Linked DNA regions of Homo sapiens: region 1 is linked to region 2. The links are chromatin loops, found by intact Hi-C in ENCODE. Cell type or tissue: HepG2. All regions are shown on one strand. Links, peaks and the distances in the headings refer to the core of each region. The heading gives the core; the rest is flanking DNA.

Region 1 (11,262 bases), core at 1,738-9,737, 58 kb before region 2:
GTGGTTATATTGGGGGATGCAAGCTTGCCCTAAGGTCACCTGGATAACTTCGGGTTTCTCAGGCAATGGGGGGTGCTATAGAGCTCCTGCAAGTTTATGTCTTTTGTCTTCAGCTACCAAGGTGGGTAGAAAAAGACCATCAGGTGGGAGTAGGGCTAGGTGTGTCTGAGCTCAGACTCTTCTTGGGTGGTGCCTGCAGAGACCACCTGGGGGGACGGGGCAGTGGTTCTCAGGCCAATGGAGTTATGTTCCAAAGGGGATTATGGCTGCTTCTGATGTTTCATACAGATTGCCAGGGAAGTCGGGGAAAGCCGGCAGTGACAGACCTCACCCAGCTCCCACACAGCCAGCAAGGCCAGTCTCACTCCTGCCAACAGCCAACAGAGCTGAATTTATTTACAGGCCTCTGGTGCACAGGGCTGAGATCTTGCCCCAGGCTACAAGCCTCCCTGCTGAGAAAGCAAGCAGGGCTTTCAGGCCTCACCCCTCCCTGACTGCCACAGCTTCTGTGCTCATCTGCACCTCCTATTCGCCTCCACCCCTCAGATTCTGCCTAGGAATCTGAGGAAAATTCATACTTGATCAAAATTATTACAAAGTTCAGCTGCAAGTCTCTTTCTCCCCGTGGCCCTTCCCCAATTCCACTGGCTGCCATCCCCTAGGAACCCTGTGAGATAAAGTGAGAAATGGCTTCGCTGGGCTTCCCTGGGGATCAGGAGTGCCTACAGGGCACTTCCCACTGCTTCTTCTACTTTTATATTTTGCTCAGCTCTCTAAATTCATTTCAGCTCTAGGTAAAGTTAAATCCTTCTTCCATGATCTAGATTTCCAGGTTCCCCAGTGAGGATGTATGTTCAGAGGCAGACTTTCCTCCCCTCACTTCGGGCACTGACTGTGTTTTTGGCTGTTTCTTGGAGTTTGCAGTGGCAAGCCACTGCTTTCAAAGGGTTTGTGAATTCTTTCAGTTGCCCTGGTATGTTCCTGTGGTGGTTCTTGGAGCAAAATTTCACAATGTGAGTCTCCAAACACTCCTCATTATTGTATTTTTTTAATCATAAAATTCTATTTTTTCCTTATATCTTCTCTTTATTTGCAGAGACTTTTTATTTCTTTGCTGAGGCTTTTAATTTCTTTATTTGTTTTAAGCATGTGCATAATTGCTTGTTGAAGTATTTTTAAAATCATGGTGTTTAAAAATCTTTGCCAGATAATTCTATTATCCCTATCATCTTAGGGTTCACATCAATTGATTGACTCCTCCTTACTGCTGGATGGGGATGGGAGTTCTGGATCCCATGTGGTCTCCACAGATGTGGGGCTCGTAACCACTGGTAGTGATGAGAGTCCTGACTAGGCTGCCTCTGACACCCCAGTGGAGAGGGGGAGGGGGAGGAGGATCTAGTTATTTCTAGGAGGGGGCGGATGTCCAGGCTTCCCATGTAGTCCTTACTGATATTGCCAGGGAAGGTAGCTCATTACTAGCAATCTCAGATGAAAGTCTCATCTCTCCCCTTGTGCCTTCTCTGACATCACTCTGGCAAGGGTGTTGGAGTTTCTTGCTATGGTCTCTTAAGGGTGAAAGTCTAGGCTATCTACCCAGGCTTTGCTGGTGTGGGTGTGGGTGTGGATGAGGCCATGGGTTTTTTGTTTTTTAAAATGATGTTTGGCTAAAGTAGAGTGGCTATTGTCTAAGAGTTTTCTGTCTTGCTAGAACACTCCTTTCCTGGTCCTCTGGCTAGAGAGAGCAGGCATTTGTTGGGAGTCTGTTTGTCTGCACCAGTTGTGTTGGGTTTCTGGATTGCTGGCTTCTTCAGCTACCTCATCTCCTTGGTTCTTAGTGTGCATTATCCTTTACCTGGACTACTGAGTTGAACCCCCAACAAGTCTTTCAGACCATCTCTGGCTTCTCCAACACATCCTGCACACTTCTGCCAGTGTTTTCTTCCTACAAGGCAGAACTGACCATGTCACTCTCCTGTTAATATTATTTACTGTCCATAAAATAAAGCTCAACCTCTGTAAGGCACTGCAGATCCACCAAAATGCAATTCCATCTTTGCCTTTGCAGCTTTGACTTCTGTTCAATTTCTCTGCCTATCCCTTTGCTCCTGTGCTAAAGATGTGTCGTGTACTTTAGCTCCTGCTCTTCCTTCTGTCTCCAGTGCTTTTCTTTACTCTAGCAAAGTATAGTTTCAAAGTTAAGAGCACTGGAGTTGGACTGACTAAGTTTAAATTCCAACTTTACCATTTTCTAGCTAGGTGATCTTAGGCAACTTTACCTCTCCATAGCTCAGTTTTCCCATCTGAAAAACAAGGATAATAGCATCTACCTCATGGGACTGTTATGAAACTTAAATTAAGTAGCACTTAGCAAATTATCTGGTTGAAGAGAAAGGTCTCAAAAAATGTGGACTATTAGTATAATTCCTTATTAAATTAATACTCAGTAGTTAAATTAATATGCAGTTGCTCAACATTCAATTTGAATGTTACCTCTCTATGAAGTCTTTATGGGTCCTCTGCATTGCTACCTTATTATTGAAATTAATTATTCTTTTCCCAACTGTCCACTTAATTTACATCGCATTTACATTTGATTCTGTTTGCAGTGCAGGTAGGTAGATCGCTGACCACATTTGCTCATTTCTGGATTATTCATTCAAAGGAAGCACTATGAGTCAATCATTGGGCACAGAGGTGAGTAAGATGTGGATCTTCCTTCAGAGAATTCTCAATTCCTTAGTAGCTGCAGATTGCTTGCTAAATAAACGGTTCTGGTGGGGCTTAATAAATATTTATTGATTTAAGACAAGCAAGCTCTGCCTTGGGATAGGAAGGTAGGCAGCCTCCAGGCTAAACAGCATCACAGTGTGTTAAAGTTAGAAACTTTTTGTGAACCACCCTTGGTACTGACCTCTGCATAGTGCTAAGTGAAGGCTTCAGGCTCTGTGTTAGAGCCCTGCTGTAACAGCATTGGTATTCCTGTGGTCTGTGGCCACCACCACGTAAGTCTTGACTAGGACCATATCATTTCTTAACCCTGGTCCTTTTATGTTCAAATCAAGACAAAGATTTTTCTTGAGGTCTCAGGAGTTATATCAGTGTCATTGAGGACATTGTTCATTCTGTTTTAAGGCCCATGTCTGACAATCTTAGCCTCACACACCTTGACTCCCATCATTGAGACAGAATTTGTTTTAAAGCACTTATGTGCCAGGAACTGTGTTAGCTACCACAAATGCAGAAGGATGGAACACAAGAGCCCCCTCAACAGCCAGGAGCTCATAGTCTCCATGCTGGAGCAATCGTTAGAAGCACAAAGCTGATTGTTTCACTATGGCCACCTTACCAACAATGCTTTGGTAGACAGGCTGGATAGGAAGCCAGATATTTTAGGCCAAGGAGGGACTGATGGAAGAAATGGAAAGAGGAAATATAAGTTCCTATGAAGATGTATGGCTGTGAAGGGAAGTAGAATGGGTGATAAGAAACCACAGTGGAGGTTGAGCAAAGGGAAGATTGCTTAAAGGTGGGGGAAATTAGGTAAGTTTATAGTAGATAAAAGGAGATAAGGGCAGTAGATCAAAAGATAGAGAGATTGAGATAGTGATTTGGAAAGAATAAGCAAATATTTGAGAAAGAACAATAGATATTCATGTACACATACATATATACATGCGTGCATACATACATATATACATTGTATATTTATATATGTATGTATATAAGTATAGAATGTATATATGTATGTGTGTTTATATATATGCATTTTGTATATGGGGCAAGAAGGTGAGGAGAAAATGAAAGACTAAAATTTTGAGAAAGAGAATTATACATATATATGTAATCACTCTATATACATATTATCTATTTATCTACCTACCTGTCTATCTATCAATCCATCTATCTGCCTACCTATTTATATAGAGAGATGGAGATCAGCCAGAAAAGGGAAAGTCAAAGAAGAATCATTCATTAATGGAACCATGTCCTGTAGGAAGAAGGAGGAAATAATTTGAAAGCACAGGTGAAAATTCCTTAGAGACAGAAGGAAGGAAGGTCAGAATGAGATGGAAGGGAGGAAAGTTAGAGTTCATGTAGGGTGCCCTCTATTTCTCTGGAAAGCTGAGAAGATGGAATGAGAAGATTGAAGAATGAGAAAGTGAGAAAGTAAGATGTCAGGGACATACATGTAAGCTTTCCTAGCAGCACTGGGGGCCTCCATTGATTTTGTAAACTCAGCATTTGCAATGCTGCAAATATGAATGATTATATTTTTTCAGAAGCACTAGCCTGTAGGGAGGAGAGCAAGCAGGTGAGGGTTGGAGTGCTTTGGGAGTTAGGCGTGAGGTTGAGGAGAGGGCAGCAGAAGGGTCCTGGTGAGAGCAGCATGTAGTGTAGTTGTAGTAGCCAGGCTGTGCAGAGAAAAGATGAATCTAGGATGACAGTGATAAACTGAGTGAGCAGGGAGGGGATGAGAAGATAGAAGCCTCAGAGAGCTTGGGGAGCACGTTTACTTTGATTCAGGTATGGAGAGTGCATAGCAGTATTCTCAGCTAATAAAGATATACTCAGCTAATAAAGCAGATTCTAGCTGCTAATAAAGATATACCCGTGACTGGGTAATTTATAAAGGAAAGAGGTTTAATTGACTCACAGTTCTGTATGGCTGGGGAGGCCTTAGGATCATGGTGGAAGGGGAAGCAAACATGTCCTTCTTCACGTGGCAGCATCAAGAAGTACTGAGCAAAAGGGGGAAATGCCCCTTATAAAACCATCAGATCTCATGAGAACTCACCCACTATTAGGAGAACAGAAGCATGGGGGTAACTGCCCCATGATTCAATTACCCCCCAGCTGGGTCCCTCCTACAACAGTTGGGGATTATAGGAACTATATTACAAGATGAGATTTCAGTGGGGACACAGCCAAACCACATCAGAGAGGTAAGATAGAGGTTCCGATTGGAGAGTGAGATTTCTCAGTGTGAGTCATTCATCCAGCAAACAGTCCCTGAGCATTAGCTCTATGCACTTATTGTGGGAAACTCTGAGAACAAAGATAAGAATTAAGGCATGGTCCCTGCCCTTACGGAGTTCACAACCCAGTATTCAGAGGTAAAACCTTTCCAGGTGATGACAAGGTCCAGGATACATCTCTGGAAATGATTCACTGTGATGGTTGGGAGGGGAAGGTTGATGGGGCAGTGGAAGCCAAGTGGCTGGCAGGCTGGCATGTTAGATGTATCATCCCCAGGTGCTTATCAGTGCTACAAAGAAAATCGGGGTTTCTCTCAGCTCAGTTATTTCTCTGGGGCCATGTGTATCCTCTCCCCAGCCGGTGATATAAGGACTGTTTTTCCATTTGAGCTTTTGCTCTTCAGACTCCCTGTGACTGTCCTAGGGTCAGTGCCTGATAGTTTTCACCAGTGTAGAGTGGAAGGTCAATGGGCCTCAAAGACCTACTTCTGCACTTTGGTACATGAGTCTGTAGACAGTTACCCATCCCATGCTTCCAGTTTCCTTTTCTTTCTTGCCCTTATTTTCTTGACCTGTAAAATTAACGTAGGATAGTGACACCAATCCATTTTGGGGAAGAAATAGCTGAGATGTGTCTCTATAAAGTAATCAATAAGCAGAAGTCGGAAGCCACAGTAGTTGGAAGGGTGTGATGATGACGAATGAATGAGTGTGCACACGTGAAGTGGGGACAGCTCAATGCTCAGAGCTCCATGACTGATTTCATTCTTCCTGCAAGCTTCTAAGTGAAGCTAGACACAGAGAGGAGATTTCCTACCTGGGCCTAGCAGAGGCCTTGACACTTTAGCAAGGAAGGCATAGGGTGTCGGAATCTACATATCAGCATTTCCAGGATTCTAGTTCCTACAGAGCTGTGTGAGACTTCATTTCATGGCCCATCTGGGCATTGCTAGAAGGAAACAGAATTCCCTCCCTTCCTGTTCCAGAGAGGCTGGCCTGCAAACTTCACTGATGAGGGGCCAGATTGGGACATCCCACACTAGCTGTTTTGTGGATTTTGGCTGACAGGAGCAGAGAGGAAGCATGTTTCTTTGATCTTTTACCTCTTGCATCCTTTCTGGTATGACCCTGGGAGACTGGTTTATCTGGCTGTCTAGTTCAAATTCCAGATTACACTCTGTCAATGGGCTTTCTCCTCTCTGGGGATGCTATTCATCCTTCCAAGGATCCAGACACTAGCCACCAAAGCTTCTCTGCTGGGTTCACACACATACCAGGTCTAAGGTATGATGTGATCTCCTGGGTATATGATGGTTTTTGTGCTGCTTCTTTTTTCTTTCAGAGTCTGAGAAGCCAACTGGGGCCAAACAAGTTTTAGAACCTCTACTGGCTGATGCCAACATCATCAGAGATGAACTGTTCTTACCAGAAACTTCTCTGCTCCTGACACCCCACCTCTCCCCAGGTAGCTAAAGGGATAATGAGATTATTACCCCCTGAACACTATGTATGGGGGTGACATACCAGGGGACACTCAGTTCCAATTGCAATATCATAGGCACAATATTAGAAGAATATTTGGACACTTTGATAGCCAAAGAAAGGCATTTGGAAGATTAATAGGGGGCTTCACTGCAATAGGTCTTTCCTTTGCTTAAATCATGAATTTTTTATTAAATTTTACACAAATACATTTTTTCATCTATTCATACGATCTTTTTCCTGTTAATCTATAAATATGGTAGAGTACACTTATTTACAATCCAATTTTTAAAAATAAATGCAATAACATCTCTTACTTAAAATTAAGCCATATCATAATGTGATATGAATTAGAATTTTATTGACTTCAAATTTAATACCGCTAAAAGATAACTCTGCCATCATTCTTATTAACTTAAAACCAAAATTTGATTGCAAGATTCTTTAAATAAAGTAACCTTCAAAATTCCCTGTTTTACCTCACCAACACAATTTTTAAATTGTGGTAAAATACATATAACAAAATTCGTCATCTTAAATTACTTTTAAGTGTATAGTTCAGTGGCATTAAGTATATTTACATTATTGTGCAACCATCACCATCATCCTTCCCCAGAACTCTTTTCATCTTGCAAAACAGAAACTTTGTACCCTGTACCCTGTTCAATAATTATCTTTTCCCTGCTCCTGTTCCTGACAACCGCTACTTTCTGTCTCTATGAATATGACCACTGTTGGTGCTTCATACATGTGGAATCATATAATACCTGTCCTTTTTGACTGGCTTATTTCACTTAGCCTAATGTCCTCAAGTTTAATCCATGCTTATGCCTTCCTTTTTAAGGCTGTGCGTAATATTGCATTGTATGTGTAGACAACATTTTATTTATTCATCCATCTGTGGATGGACATTTGGGTTACTTCCACCTTTTGGCTATTGTGAATAATGCAGCTCTGAACATTGGTGTACAAATTCTGTTCAAGTCTCTGCTTTAAAATCCTTTCAGTATATACCCAGAGGTGGAATGGCTGGGTCATACAATAATTCTATTTAAACATTTTTTAAGGAATAGTCATCCTATTTTCCACAGTGGCTGCACAATTTTACCTTCCCATCAACAGTGCACAAGGGTTCCAATACTTATTTTCTGATTTTTGATAGTAGTCATCCTAACGGGTATGAGATGATATTTCATTGTGGTTTTGATTTTGATTTCATTAATGCTTGGTTATGTGGAGCATCTTTTCATGTGCCTATTGACTACTTGTATATCTTTGGAGAAATATTGCTTCAAGTCTGTTGCCCATTTTTAAATTGAGCTCTTTGTTTTTAGTTGTTGAGTTGTAGGAGTTCTGATATTAGGAATTAGGATAGGTAGCAGTCTGGATATTAACCCTTTATCAGATATATTATTTGCAAATATTTTCTCCCATTTTGTGGGTTGCCTTTTTACTCTGTTGTGCCCTGTGATGCACAGAAGTTTTTAATTTTCATAGAGTCCTTTTCTTTTTTTTTACTTTTGTTGCCTGTGCTTTTGGTGTCATATCCAAGAAATCATTGTCAAATCCAATGTCATGAATCTTTACCCCTGTTTTCTTCTAACAGTCTTCTAAAATTTTTAGCTGTTACATTTAGGTCTTTGACACATTTTGAGTTAATTTTTTATATAGTGTAAGGTAAGGGTCCAACTTCATCCTTTTGCACGTGGACATCCAGTTTTTCCAACACCGTTTGCTGAAAAGGCAGTCTTTTCCCATTGAATGGTCTTGGCACCCTTGCAAAAATAATTTGAACATATATATATGTAAGGGTTTATTTTTGGATGTTCTATTCTATTCCATTAAGCTACATGTCTGTTTTTATATGCTAGGCCTACACTGTTTTGATTACTATAGATTTATAATAAGTTTTGAAATCAGGAAGAGTGAGATGTCTAACTTTGTTAATTTTCAAGATTGTTTTGACTGTTTGGGGTCCCCTGAGATTCCATATGAATTTCAGTATGGATTTTTTTATTTCTGCAAAAACATCATTGAGATTTTGGGACTGCCATAAAACTTCTGAATTCTTTCTTATAGGAAACATTTGCCAGACAGATGAAGAGAAGGGGGGCATTTAGGCAACAGGAAGAGTGTGACCAAAAGCATGAAGAGGTGAAAGAGCTTGCTCTACTTGGGGGAACTAAAAGTAATCTAGTATTGTTGAAGCTCTAAGCATTCTTATTATCTGTGTGTATATGTGTGTGACTGTCAGCTTGGATAGGAGATACATTAGGAGGTAAGGCAGAGGTCAGATATTGTGAAAGTGGATGTGTATTGTGTTAAGAGGTCAATGGAAATTCATTAGAGTTGGGTTGTGGAGTGATGTGATCATATTTGTACTATAGAAAAATGACCCTGTTAATAAGAATGGGTGCTATATTGAGAAGGAAGGAGGTATCATCAGAAAGACCAGGTAGGAGATTGTTGCAAAACTCCCAGAAATAAAATGATAAGACTTGCAATCTGGTAACATTAGTGGAGACAGGAAGGAGGGAATGGTTTTGAAATACACATGGCTCACTACAAACTCAGACATATTCCAGTAGCTTCACTCTTTTCCTGGGTCTTGAAGTCCTCAGATCTGTAGAACAGCCTCTGAACTCAGTTTGATGGCTCTCACCATTCACGTGTATCATCCAGTTGCCACCTTTTAGGAACACAAATGACTGTTGAAAGAGGCGCTGTGTTCTGGCTCAGCGGCTCAAGGGTCCCTTAACAGCAGCCAGTCTCTTTTCAAAGTCCCTGGAGCTCCCACTCCTTCTCCTGTCACTCTCAGAGCCTCTGGCCGCTCCAAGGACTTTATGGTTGTTTCTTTGTGCCTGTGAGTTGGTTGGTGTTTTCTTGTTTTGGTCTTTCCTGAAGCCTGCTGAAATCTACCAGCCAGAGAGTGTTCTGTTATAGCCCATTCTATTTACCTCACGGAACTGCCGCTCTCCAGGCCTTCTAATTGTGGCCCATGTTACTCATATCTGTGACCCACTGAGATCCCAGGTTCATTCTCCAAGCCTTGACACCCTTCTACACTCTGTGACTCAATTGCCTGCCTTGAGTTCATAGCAGCATCGAATGAGCTGTTCATGAGCAGTTCATAGCAGCATCGAATTGGGTCTCTGCCACCTCTCTCCCACTTCGTGCCCAGGAGCTCTCTGTAAAGCCTTTGCTGAGTAACTGGGCAATGCTAATGCCAGGCTTGTGCTGCAGCAGCTGGGGAGAGGATGTGCTCCTCCAGCCAGAGGCTGGAGCACTGAGATCCCAAGTCCCTGTTCTGATCCCTGGTGGGATGGTTCTATGGATGGGCAGTCTGGGCCATGTGTGTGTTCTACTGGCCCATCACAGTCACAGGTGGAGTCATGGAGCTAGAGGCAGGGAGCAGCTCGAGCTCTCAAATTCCTGTAGATATTTTAGAATGAGAACTGCTTTGGCAGTTCTGGGATAGCCAGCTCTGAACCACTGCCAAAGGCACACATTTAGTGACCTGAGGGATGAGGCAAACTGATCAAGGTACACAAGTGTCATCAGTGCAGGCTCCCGGGAAAGCACAGCAGGAGAGGAGAGGGCTGTGGCTTGTAGTTAAAACGCAGTGATGAATGTGACGATGATTTGAACCCGATGGGCTGTGCCTCAAAGGTGAACCAGGGAGAATCAAATAAAGAGTTCCAGAAGTGGTAAGGGGGAATTGTTTACTGGGAATTAGGAAGATACAGGGCAGAGAAAGGAGAAAGGTCAGGAAAATCAGGGATGTAAGGAGTTTCTACTTCCTTGAAAGCCAGGAAGCTCGCTTGAACAAAGAGCACAAGACCCCAAATCTTTGTGGCCCCACTGGCTGGGAGAGCTCGCTGGTCTTTCTTTAGGAGCCTGGCTAGTTTTTGCAAGCATAGTTTTCACAAGCAATTGAAGGATAATTTCCTTAGCTCTATAGTGAAGCTATACCCCCAAAAAAGTGGGGCTGGCCAGAGAGGGTCTGTAGTTTCCAAAGCCCCAAAGGACACCTGCAAATCAGCTGTTGCAAAAATATGTCTTTAGGAGTCCAGGCTACCTGGAACATGGCCTCAGGACAGCAGAATGTTTCTTATCACTCACTTTATGTTCCCAAACAGAAGAGAAGAAGGAGAGTGGCCACGTTGATTCAGCCAAGCACCTCCAGGAGGTCCCCTCTGGATGTCCCATGAGGCTGCCCCTCAGCCACAGCCCAGAGCACGTGGAGATGGCTTTGCTCAGCAACATCCTAGCGGCCTATTCCTTTGTCTCAGGTAGGTGCCTGGTTTCCACTGGGCCAGGACTGAGGTCTGGGGCTGGGTCCAAGGTTGTCTCCTGGGTGGCCATCTCTGGCCTTATTCTCAGTAAAGACACACTACGTAATCAAAGCTACTGCTCTGCTTTGCTGAGCTTTGAGATGAAAGGTCTCCAGGTTGGGAGTTAAGCTTGTCATTCTCTAATTTGAAAAATGAAGGGTTCTAAGAGCTTTGTCTTGCAGAAAATGTTTAGCTGCTCAAGTGAGTGATTGAAGTGGCCCAGGGCTACTGTTGGCTTCTGTCACTATGCATTAACTCTGACCAAGGAGGGGGCTGATGGAGTACCTCAGCCTGGTTATTCTATGCAGTTAACCTCACACAGGCTGCCTGTGTGTGAGACTGTGTGTGTGGGAGAGAGAGTATATGTTTATATGTTCTGTGTTTGGGGCCTTTCTGAGGTATTTGACGAAGCTGTAGATGAGATGAAGACAGAAGGCATGCGGAGTATGGAAGAGTCTGATATTTGT
Region 2 (11,262 bases), core at 2,099-10,098:
GTGTTGTTTTTGAAATCCCTCCTTATCACCTTTCTTTTCATGTGAGCTCAAAGGTTTTGCCATTGCTCTCTGGTTGCAAGCAGTGTAGAGCCACTTTCTCTTTTCCATCTTCTTAGGGCATGTTTGTTGCATCTTCTATTATCTTGCTCATATCCTTTTGTTAGGTTATAATTAACAATATTAGAAGGTTCCAGGTAACAATTTTCTTTTCCATCAACAGTAGTTATGAATCCCATCAGTGTGAGAGATTGGCAAGGTCTATTAACTGAGTGCAGAGCCCAGAGATTTATCCCCATTAGGGTGCAGTAAGACAGAGCCAGGAAGCAACAGTCCTAATGGGAGTCTCACCTCCTTTGTGGGTAATTAACTCATCCTGATTTGGGCAGGATTTTTCTAGCTTTGGAAGTGAAACCCCTCAGTTTCAGGCATACTGAATGTTTAGTCATCCTATGCCTGGGAACTTTATATCAGTGGTTTGCAATAGCAAACCACTGATGTCCAGACCCCCTCTCCAGGCATTATCTTTTAATTATGCTGGGTGTGGGTGGAACATTAATGTTCCCCTGGGGGAACTTTTAGACATCATCTGATATTCAATGAAGGTTGAAAATTACACATGTAGGAGATCATCAATCAGCTTGATCAGGCCAGTGACAAAGGATTCTTTTAGGACATGATAAGATAAATTTCTGATAGATTTCTAGCCTGACCTCAATTCTCAGAGGCCTTTGGGAGATGAAGGTATTTATGGTTTAACACTCTCCCTATCCCCAAAACCTTCTCTCCCAAAAGAGAGTTAAACAAGGGAATGAGAAAATCCAATTAGATGAAATATCTAAAAATTATTACCAAGATATGTCTAACTTTATACTTACACTATTTCCCAGACAATTCGATGAGAACAATTTCTAGGAGCTCATGTATGTTACACAATATTACCCGGGTCCTCAAGAATCCAGTGCCAATGAATTAAAAATTCAAACTGGGCCGGGCGTGGTGGCTCACGCCTATAATCCCAGCACTTTGGGAGTCTGAGGCGGGTGGATCACGAGGTCAGGAGATTGACACCATCCTGGCTAACAGGGTGAATCCCCATCTCTACTAAAAATACAAAAAAATTAGCTGGGCATGGTGCCACGCACCTGTAGTCCCAGCTACTCAGGAGGCTGAGGCAGGAGAATCGCTTGAATCCGGGAAGCGGAGGTTGCAGTGAGCTGAGATCATGCCACTGCACTCCAGCCTGGGCAACAGAGTGAGACTCCGTCTCAAAAAAAAAAAAAAAAAAAAAAATTCAAGCTGGCAAGGCCATTACCTAAGCTTAGCTAGTGCTCAGTAGTGTATACCCTTTATTGTTGGCTGCGACACACCCAGCCAGTCACATTCTCATTGTATACAGATATCTTCCAGTATTTCAGTATATTAAAAAGTAAATCCAGCAACCCTTGGCCAAATCCAAAGATGCTTTTCTAGGAGAAAAAAAATGAAACTAAATAAAGAACAACTAAAACCAAACCAAACAAAAAAATTAAGAGCAGGAAATGCAAAACATTATTCTTTAGCATTTCTCAGTAAGTTTTACTACAGCTTGAGACAATTTTCTTTCTCTAATTTTCAGCCCACCCTCTTAGACAAAAACCCAGCGGGAACCAGCATGAGGCTTCAGAAAAGGAAGTTCATTCTGGCATGCCTCCTCCAGAAAGCAGGAGCCCACTGGCATCTGTTTTATCCACTAACTAACCAAGACTAGAGTTTCTCATGGGGGTGTGGGATCAGCACAATAACTGAACACTCCTTGGTCTGGCATTGTCTTCTGTGTCCTTATGGCTGCTAGAAGGGACCATGACAAGCCTGTTCCGATTCTGGGTCCCAGCCTTCTCTTGATCTTAGTCACAGACCCCCATCCACTTCCACCCAGCCAAGAGAAAGATTGACTGCAAGCTGTGAATAATGAGGCTAGAAAATTATTAAGGCAAGAGATGAAGACAGGTTATGTCAGATATATAAGGATTTAAATTTAATGTAAACAAGATTTTAGTTCCCCGTAAGCTATTTAAAATAGCACAACTGCGAGAGCTCTGGTATTTATTAAAAAATTCCATGGGTCTGTGAACCAAAGTAACTTGTAGAGTTTAAAAAAATGTATGGATTCTGTGGCCACAACTCTACAGATTTCAAATCAATAATCTGGTGTTAGGACCCAAGAATCTGTCTTTCAAGGCTCCCCAGGTGATTTTTGTCCACAGCCAGGTTTGTGATCTTAACTCTGTAATTCTTTTTACTCCATCAGGTGTGTCTTTGAGAAGATGAGAAGATCGCAGACCTGTATTCTAAACTGGAATGGTTCTAAAGAAAAGGTGAGACCCCTGAGGTCTTCAGTTTTCAGATAAAAGATCAGTTGAAGACTGGCTACTATCCATATTCTTTTTAACTTCTCCTCAGTGTAGCTCTTTATTCATCTAATGAGGTCTCTAATGAGCTTGTCTCCTACCAGACAAGCCCCTGAATCCAACACTCATAGCCTGCCTCATCAGCCACAGTGATTTATCATTCAGGAGACCATATCATTGATCTTCCAAAGTGAGGCACATTTGAAAGGGAAAGGAACAACTATTAATAATCACACCAGGCAACATACATGAACCAGGACTGTCTGGGGCAAATTAGGATGGGTTGATCTCATTGTAAGTGTCAGTCACCTCAGCGCAGCCCCTTATTTCTTGAATCTATTGGTTGGTGACAAAATCTGTCTGAAACTTTCTCCACCCCAGTTCACTACTAAAGCTTAGGACATTCTGGTATTTGATTAAAAATTTGTGACCTTATATCTAACTCTATTCTTTTTTTAAACCCTCCTTATTACAACAGTTTACTCATACTAAAAAGTACACAGAATTACATTACAAAGAAAACTCAACCCTATTAGGTGTCTAACAGACATAGACAGGACACCTTGTATCCCCTCCTTCTTTCCTATCTCTTCTTCTCTCATCAGAGAACCAATCATCATCCTGAATTATTGCTGAATTTATCATTCTTTTGCATGTTTTTACTTTACCACATATGCACACTTCCATAAACAATGTCTGGCATTATTATTCCTGTTTTAAAACTGCATGTGTCTTTCTGCAATTTGCCTTTTCTCAGTAACATTATGTTTTTAGATGTTTATCTGTGCTAACACATGTCACTCTGATTCACTCAGTTTAAAAAGTCCTTTCTAATAGACCACAGTTTATTCATTCTCCCTTTCATGCACGTTTATGTTTAACTATTTTTTTTCTGTTACAAACAGTGCTGCTACGAAAAATTCTTCTATATATCTTCTTTTGGAACATGTATGAGAATTTATCTAGGGTATATTTCCAGAAGTTGAATTTGAGGCTGTAGGTTTGTGCCTCTTCAACTTTAACAAGTATTGCTAAATTTCTGTCTGAAATTGTTATACCAGCTTACACTCTCAGCATCTGCATAGGAGGGTTCCCTTATCTCCCAATCTTTGACAACACATGATATTATCAGCTATTTTAATCTAGTCACAATCTGGTATATGACTTGGTATCTTGTTATTTGAAATCACATTTCCCTGATATTAATGATATTAAACATCTTTCCCTGTATTTATTGGCTTTTTAGCTGTAAGTTCCTCTTCTATGAGTTACCCATTCCTATTGTTTTCCTTTTCCCCCTACTGCGTATTTTTGTTTGTTTCTAGTGATTTGTGGTAATTCTTTACAAATTCTAGCTACAATCTTTTATTGGTTATATACTTTGTAAATCTCCTGCTTCATGGCTTGAATTTTAATTACGTTTGTGATGCTTCTTGTTTAACATAAATACGTTTTTCTTTTAGAGGAGTCAGATTTATCAGTCCTTCCCCTTACAATTCATGCTTTTTATGTCTTATTTAAGAATCTTACCTTATTCTGAAACCAAAAAGATATTTTCTTCTGAAAGTTTAATATTTGTATTCTTCATACTTTATTTATCCTATAATTCATTTTTATTGATGAAGTGAATTAGGGATCTACATTCATTTCTCATTTAGAGGTAACCAGTTTCCCCAGTATCATGGATTGAGTAGTCCATCATCTTTTACATGATTATTTTATTCCACTGACCTATTTGTCTATCCCTGCACCATTACTACAATCTTAATTAACATAGCTTTATGATGAGTTTTGAGATCTGGTAGATAAATCTCCTTTTTTCTTCTTCAGAATTGTCTCAGTCATTCTTGGTCCTGGCCTTTTTTCTTATGTAGTACACTGACAGGAAACAGGAGTGAAGGTGCCTCTACCAGTTCCTCCACATTGTAGAATTTCCTCATGTATTGTTTGTGATCAATGACCACTGACACACAGACCCAGTGAAGGAGCCAGTGTCAACTTATGTGAGAAGTATTTATAAAACTTCATTTTCTTCTTGCTTTTTATTGACAAATAATTATATAGAAAGCAGTTCTACTATTTTCTTTCCATACTTTAGTGGCTATATCTATACTTCCCCAGAGTGCAAACCACATTTTGAAGACCTCTTGCCTAAATCAATGAGCTGCTTTAAAAATAATAGATTCCTCACCTAACCACATGACTGAATCAGAATTTCTGGCAGTGGAGCCTAAAAATTTGTATTTCTAACAAGCACCCTGGATAATTCTGTTGTATTTCCACGGTTGGGAACCACAGAAATGATTTGACTTTCCAAAATGGTTATCCTGGGAGTAACATTAGATTTTCTGGCCTGTAGGTGGCGCTCAGGCTTCTTCCTCCCCATCTGTCACCTCCTCCTTCCTGATTTCCATGAAGGACAAAGGTAGGCGCACCATGGCCCCAGAGCCAAATCATGCCTGCCTGTCTTTGTACAGCCCATGAGCTGAGAATAGTTTTGTAACAGATCAAAATTTTTGTAACATATCAAAAATCAAATTAAATGGTTGAAACAAATCAAAAGAAGAATAATATTTTCTAATACATGAAAATTATATGAAACTCAAACTTCAATGTTCATAAATAAAGTTTTCTTGGAACATAGTCATGCCTATCCATTTATGTATTAGCTGTACATGCTTTAGCACTACAATGACAGAGTTGAGTGATTGCCATAGAGCCGGAATGGTCTGCAAAGCTTGCTGGACCTTTGCAGAAATAGTTTGCCAACCCTTGGTCTAGGGTGGTCAGCAAGAATGTTATTGGCCTATGGAGCAAGAGATGGTGCTTGCACGGAGGCCCTGAGTCTGAGCAGTGAGTTCACTCCTGTGGCTCTCCAGGACCTTCTTCTCAGGTTCTCCAACAAAGCTCTTGCAGCTCTGAGGACCTGGCTTCAGAGCTACTTTAAAACTTTCACAGGACCTAGCCTCTCCTACTTTACTACATCAAACTTTACTAAATATACTACATTGCTAATAAATGTAATTTATATGTAACTGTAAGAGTCGAGTTGGAGGACAGTTTTCTGGTTGAGACAATACTACATTTTGTAGACATTTAAATGAAAGATGCACTTATTTAGAGAAATGTCACAATTCTGGATCTCTCCTGGCTTAGCCATCCAGAATCAAGGACTCAGGAAGCAGACACTTGCGTTCCAATCTTGACCCTATCATTTACTAGCAAAATAACTATTTTGTGACTCAGTTTCTTCAACTGTAACATGAAGATGGAAATAACAGTACCACAGGGATGCTGAAGAGCAAATGAGTCAGTATGAGAGAAGCTCTCAGAATAGAGCCTAGGGCATAGCAAGTACCATATAGGCATTTGGCAATATTACTACTTTTATTTGTAGTTTTCATTTCATGTGTTAGACCCTATCCAATTTTTGGTTCAGTTCTGAAACACTTTCTTTAAATAAGACTATGAAAAGTCCATTTGTGCTGCTGTGCGGTGGCACCTAGTGGCTTGGACAAGCTCTGCCCCATGTTTAGGGAGCAGTGATTTCCCTGCTATTTTGAAGGTGTGTTTTCCATGGGCTTACTGTTTGTTTGGCTCACCTTTATTTGTCATCAGAGAAGCATGGCACCTAATGGTTGGATTAGAGTTTTATCTTTTGGGGGAAAGAACTAGGAAAGCCACTGCCTTGTTTTGTTCTAAACTTTGGTTTGGAACTCCCTGAAGTCAGCCTAATTATCAGGAGACCATGTTAAAGAAGTCACATGACTGGAGCAGAAAAGAGCCTGTGTTTGCTTGGCCTGTTCTTCATATTGAATGTGGGGTTCTGTAGGTTGTGTAGGTTCAGAATCCTGGGTTCTAGTTGAGATGTTATCAGTCAAAATCTTTATTCACTGGATCACTTGTTATCACTCAAAATGTTTATTCACAGGATGTATTCTATAGCAAAATAATGTGATCAACCACCTCCATCTTTGAAGGTAGACATCTTCTATATCTCACTAGCTTAACTGCTCAGGATGGAGAGCCTGAGTTTTTCACTAGACTTTCCATGCTCAGACTGGGCCATATATTAACATCTTTCTATAAGTCAGGCAGTCTGGACCAAAGAGAACTTCGTAATAATCTCCAAGAGTATTACTATGATCTATTTTCCTTTTCTGTTTGTTATCTTAGTCAGATTTCAAGTCACCAATAACCGTCCTTGGGGTGGGTCAACTTCTCTTTTGTTCCTGCCAGCTGTTTCAATCACTTACAGATCTACCTCTTCCCTGTAGGCTTTTAAGATTATAACCCTTTATGTCAGGATAAAGTCTAGACTCAGCATACAATCTATTCAATGTGTACCCAGCTCACCTCTCCACTAGTTTCTTCTGCATCCCATTATCATGCCAATAATCCTTGGCATGATTTTATTTCAAACCTTTTTCAAGTTTTTGAAATCTTTTTTTTTTCCTGCACATTTGAGCATGACTATGTATTGAATGCTATTTTTGTAAGCAGGTGAGAGACCTCCCTCTACTGGGCAGATACACAACTGCTGCCCATACTTAGAACGAAGAAAACTAGTTTTTACATTCTATATTGAAAAAAAGGTAATTTACATCTTCAATATTTTAAAGTGACTTTGTAATACATCTTATCTTGCCCTAGGACGAGTTGTCACCAAGTATCTGCCTCTTCTCTGTTTTCCTGTAACTTTTGACAAAGCAGTCGGTTGGATAAGTGTTGCCATGACACATCATGTTGATGACCCACACAACACCAGACCGTTGTCAGCTTTTTCATTGCAGTGATGTGAAAAACTGATGCAAAGCCAGCAGGCAAGGTTATAGTGCCCTTAACTTGGTTACCTAATGGAGAAGTTTATTCTAAAGCAAATTCAATGGTAGATTCAGGCTATGCATGGGTTCTGCACAGATAGGTGCTAATTTCTGTGGCTTCCTAATGCGGGGTTGCCATTCTAATGCCTTGTCTGAGGAGAAAGTTTGTAGCCTTTCTACCTTTCTATAGCTTGCTCTCCTTTGCCGTGTTTTTAAATCCATAAATCAGGTGTTGGCCATGCAGGGGAAATGAATGTTCACGGGTTGGAAGATAGGAAAAAGCAGGGTATATTATGACCATTTTCTATTCAGAGTAACTAGAATAACGGGATGCAGTAGAAACTATGCTGGAGAGGTGAGCTGGATACACACTGACTAAGTTTTATGCTAGGTCTAGACTTTATTCTGACACAAAGGGTCAAAATCTTCAAAGTCTCCAGGGAACAGGTAGATCTGTAAGTGAGAAGCTGGTGGGAACAGAAGAGAAGTTGACCCATTCAAAGGAGGCAACCACAATTTTAATTAAAATATTTGAATTGGAAGAAGGTTGAAGCAGAGAAATCAATTAGGAGCTTGTTGCAGGATTCCAGGAGAGAGTTGACAATGGCTGGAAATAGGACAGTGGCAGTGTGGCTAAATAGAACTACATAGACGTGAAGGGTTCTTAACAAATAAGAATCCACATTCCCCCTTGCTTACACACACCCCTCAGGAATTGATCAGATGCTGCAGTGGCAATGGTGGGTGAAGAGGAAATCAGAGATGAAGCTTACATGTGGGTGATATTGGGCCCCTAGAGACAAGAAATGCATAAGGAGATGCAGGTTGGGAGTGGGGAGATCCAATATGCAGTCTATCTTAAATTAGAAGAGCAATCTGTCCTAGAGATACAGATTTTGGAGACATCAGTATTTTGATGATAATTGATGCTATATGAGTGGATGGACAAAGTAGTTGAGCAGATATTCTCTCATCTGTAGATTACCTGTCAAGGTGGACAGGTAATCCAAATGTTGGCTAAGGTGAATGACATAAAGTGCACACCTTTGTGTAAAATAATAAAACATTTTGTTAAAATATAAACATATTCACATGAAAATCTTTAATATAAAAATACGGGTTTTGCAACTTAGGTCCTATGACTGGAGTTCTACATGGTCTTTATTGCTTAGGTCATACTTAGAATACATTATCTGTGATTTCCAGTTTTCATTTCTATGAAGTAGAACGAGAACCAAAAGTTGTTTGCAAAAAAAAAAAAAATCTGAATATATATTCCATCTAGATGTTTACTTTTCCTTTTGGTCATTTATAGCTGTCTCACTCAACCTAATTCATTTTTTAAAAGTAATTTGTCTTTATTAAGTCTTTCTAAAGCATTCGACTCTTTTTGCAATCACATTGTTCAGATTGTGGAATATTTAAGTACAGTGCATATAAAATAACAGTAGAGTTGAATGAGGAACAAATATTCTCGGTAATTAAGTACACAGCTCAACGGGGGCGGTGGGGGGGAGGTGCCAAGGGCCAGGGTGTTCTATAGAGCAAACAAACAGCTGCAGCATGGGTCAGGATTCTTACAGAGAGGATCAGAATATTGGCTTATCTGCTGATTAGCTGAGGCTGATTAAGAGAACTTCTACTACAAAGTAAATTTTATGTATATACATGTAATGATATTTCCTTTTAAATCCTAAATTCTGCTTTGTAAAATCAAGCTTTAAAATAAAACAAACTTAACCTCTCAGTTTATCAGAATTTCTGTTCTTGTCTTTTTGCTTATTCCAGGGGCAGTAAGGCATGTATAAGCCTATTTTTCTCATTTTTCAAATAAAAAATAGAATTCTATTAAAACAGGACTCTTAATGTTACACCAAGCCTTTGTGACTGAGAGCAAATCTCATAGTTAAAGGGACCTTTGCCTTTCTCACTGTTCCTGAAATGTTTTTGCACTTATCTCAAACTGAGCCTCACACACAGATGGTAATTAGATTGCTAAGTTTTTTAATCATCCCTTGGAGCACGGCACCATCAGCCTTTCAGCAGTTTTCCTTCAGCCTGTGGGCCACTCATCAGCAGTGGCTTCCCCTCTATCTCACTTTGGCTGCCTCCAAGTATTTCAGATGAGAAAAACTCATTTCCCAGTCTTCTGAAAATCCTCCAGAATTCCTTCATTTCTTCTACATAAACCAGAAGAGAAAAAAAAAAGATATGCAGGACATTGCTATGCTGACAAAACAAAATTTTTATTCCAGTGACAGGCCTCCTCACTGATTTATTTTGCTTTCTTGATAGAGGAAACAACTTCCCTCTTGAATTCAATATTTCTCATCCCCACCTCACTCCTTGTTCCTCCGTTTTCATTCTTGTTCTTTGACCCCATCGCTTCACCATGCACTTGTGATCCCAAACCATAAATATGAGCTGCATCCTGATCTCGTCTTTCAATCCCATGCCCAGTTAGTTACCAGGTATTATCATTTTTCCCTTCTAAATTTATCTTCTCAACTTTGCCCTCATTGCTATTCAATTCTCTCACTCCATCCTGTTGTTCATCCCCTTCAGGACAAAGTCTTAACTTGTTGCCTTGCTCCTGGTTACCTCTTCGGCCCCCTCTGCACAGTATGAGACTCCTTTGAGTTCTCCCAAATCCACTGTATGGTCTAATGCCCTTGCATTGTTTGTGTCCCTCACTCTAGACAGCTCTTCCTTGCTTAGAAGCATGCCAAACAACTTCCCACCCCTTGAAACCCACGTGCCACTTTCTCCAAGCAGTGTCCTGTCCCACTGCTGCCCTTCACTCTTTCCACAGTGCCATTTCTGAATATGTATCTGCCTCCAGTGTAGAGATATTTATTGGAAAGTCTGCTTCCCTTATGTGACTGTATCTCCTTAACCACTATTCTGTTTTACTCACCTTGCTTTCCTGGCACTGAAGGAAATAAAACCGTATTAATAGTTGTTGTATAAATTAATAAATGTGAAGATATTCAAACATGTGAATGAATTAATAAATATATGATAGTATAGCTCTCTCTTTTTCTTGTATTAATGGGGGAAGTGAAGTCCTGAATAAATGAGATATTTATGACATTTAGCCCTAGTGGAATCAGGGATTAGATAAATATAGTAAATTTTCATGAGGAATAAAATAAGCTTGTTGGATATCCCAGATATTTGTCATTTCTGGGGAAAAATGCTTAGCATTACTGATCATTGAGGAAATTCAAATTAAAACCACAAAGAGTTATCACTTCATGCCTGTTATAATAGCTATTATCAAAAAGATGAAAGATAAGTGTTGGTGAGGATAGAGAGAAAAGAGAACTCTTATACATTATTAATGGGAATGTAAACTAATACAACTGTTATGAAAAAGGTATTCAAGTTTCCTCTAAAAACTAAAAATAGAACTACCATATGAACCCGCAATCCCACTTCTTTGCATATATCTAAGGGAACTCAAATCAATATATTAAAGGGATACCTGCACTCTCATATTCATTGCAGCACTATTCGCAATAGCTTAGAGAAGGAAACAATCTAAGTGTCCATCAGTAGATGAATGGATTAAGAAAATGTGGTGTCTATACATAGTGGAATACTATTCAGCCCTAAAAAAGGAAGGGACATCCTGTCATTTGTAACAACATGGATGAATTTGGAGGACACTATGCTAAGTGAAATATAAGTCAGGTACAGAAGGACAAATACCACATGATCTCACTTAAATGTGGAACCTGAAAGAGTTGAAGTCTTAGAAATTGAGAGTAGAACAGTGGTTATCAGAGGCTGTGGGGTGGGTGCTGGTGAATAGGGAAGGAATGGGAGTTGTTGATCAAAGGGTGCACCGTTTCAGATAGACAGGAGGAATAGGTTTTGAGACCAATTGCACAGCAGAGTGACTATAATCCATAATAATGTATATTTCAAAGTAACTAAGACTAAATTTGAAATATCTCACCATAAAAATGATAGATAAGCAAGGTGATGGATATGTTAATGAGCTTGATTTAATCATTCCACATTGTATACATATATCAAAACACTGT

What was found. Peaks named below come from ENCODE experiments on the same cell type or tissue, not always from the same donor. Only the 100,000 strongest peaks of a DNase experiment are listed, where the experiment ranks them.
Region 1: it touches region 2 in a loop (3-fold over the local background); 2 of 110 quality-filtered maps call a loop at or near these places.

Annotation. Positions count from the first base shown.
Region 1 is chr2:75,517,547-75,528,808 of GRCh38, reverse strand. It overlaps EVA1A (eva-1 homolog A, regulator of programmed cell death), which reads left to right. Exons shown (of 4, transcript NM_001135032.2): 2 at 6,322-6,444; 3 at 10,601-10,753. The coding sequence starts at 10,669. It overlaps EVA1A-AS (EVA1A antisense RNA), which reads right to left and starts at 4,741. Exons shown (of 3, transcript NR_110281.1): 1 at 4,658-4,741. RefSeq lists enhancers at 1-320, 4,538-5,737. In HepG2, for the core only: no CTCF peak of the experiment used is centred there; DNase peaks (open chromatin) are centred at 5,038, 6,058 and 7,118; H3K4me3 peaks cover 2,088 bases.
Region 2 is chr2:75,460,396-75,471,657 of GRCh38, reverse strand. No RefSeq gene overlaps it. Among named protein-coding and RNA genes, the nearest start is that of EVA1A-AS, 58 kb to the left of the region's middle. In HepG2, for the core only: CTCF peaks have their summits at 4,750 (motif pointing right), 5,898 (motif pointing left) and 6,907 (motif pointing left); DNase peaks (open chromatin) are centred at 4,747, 5,887 and 6,897.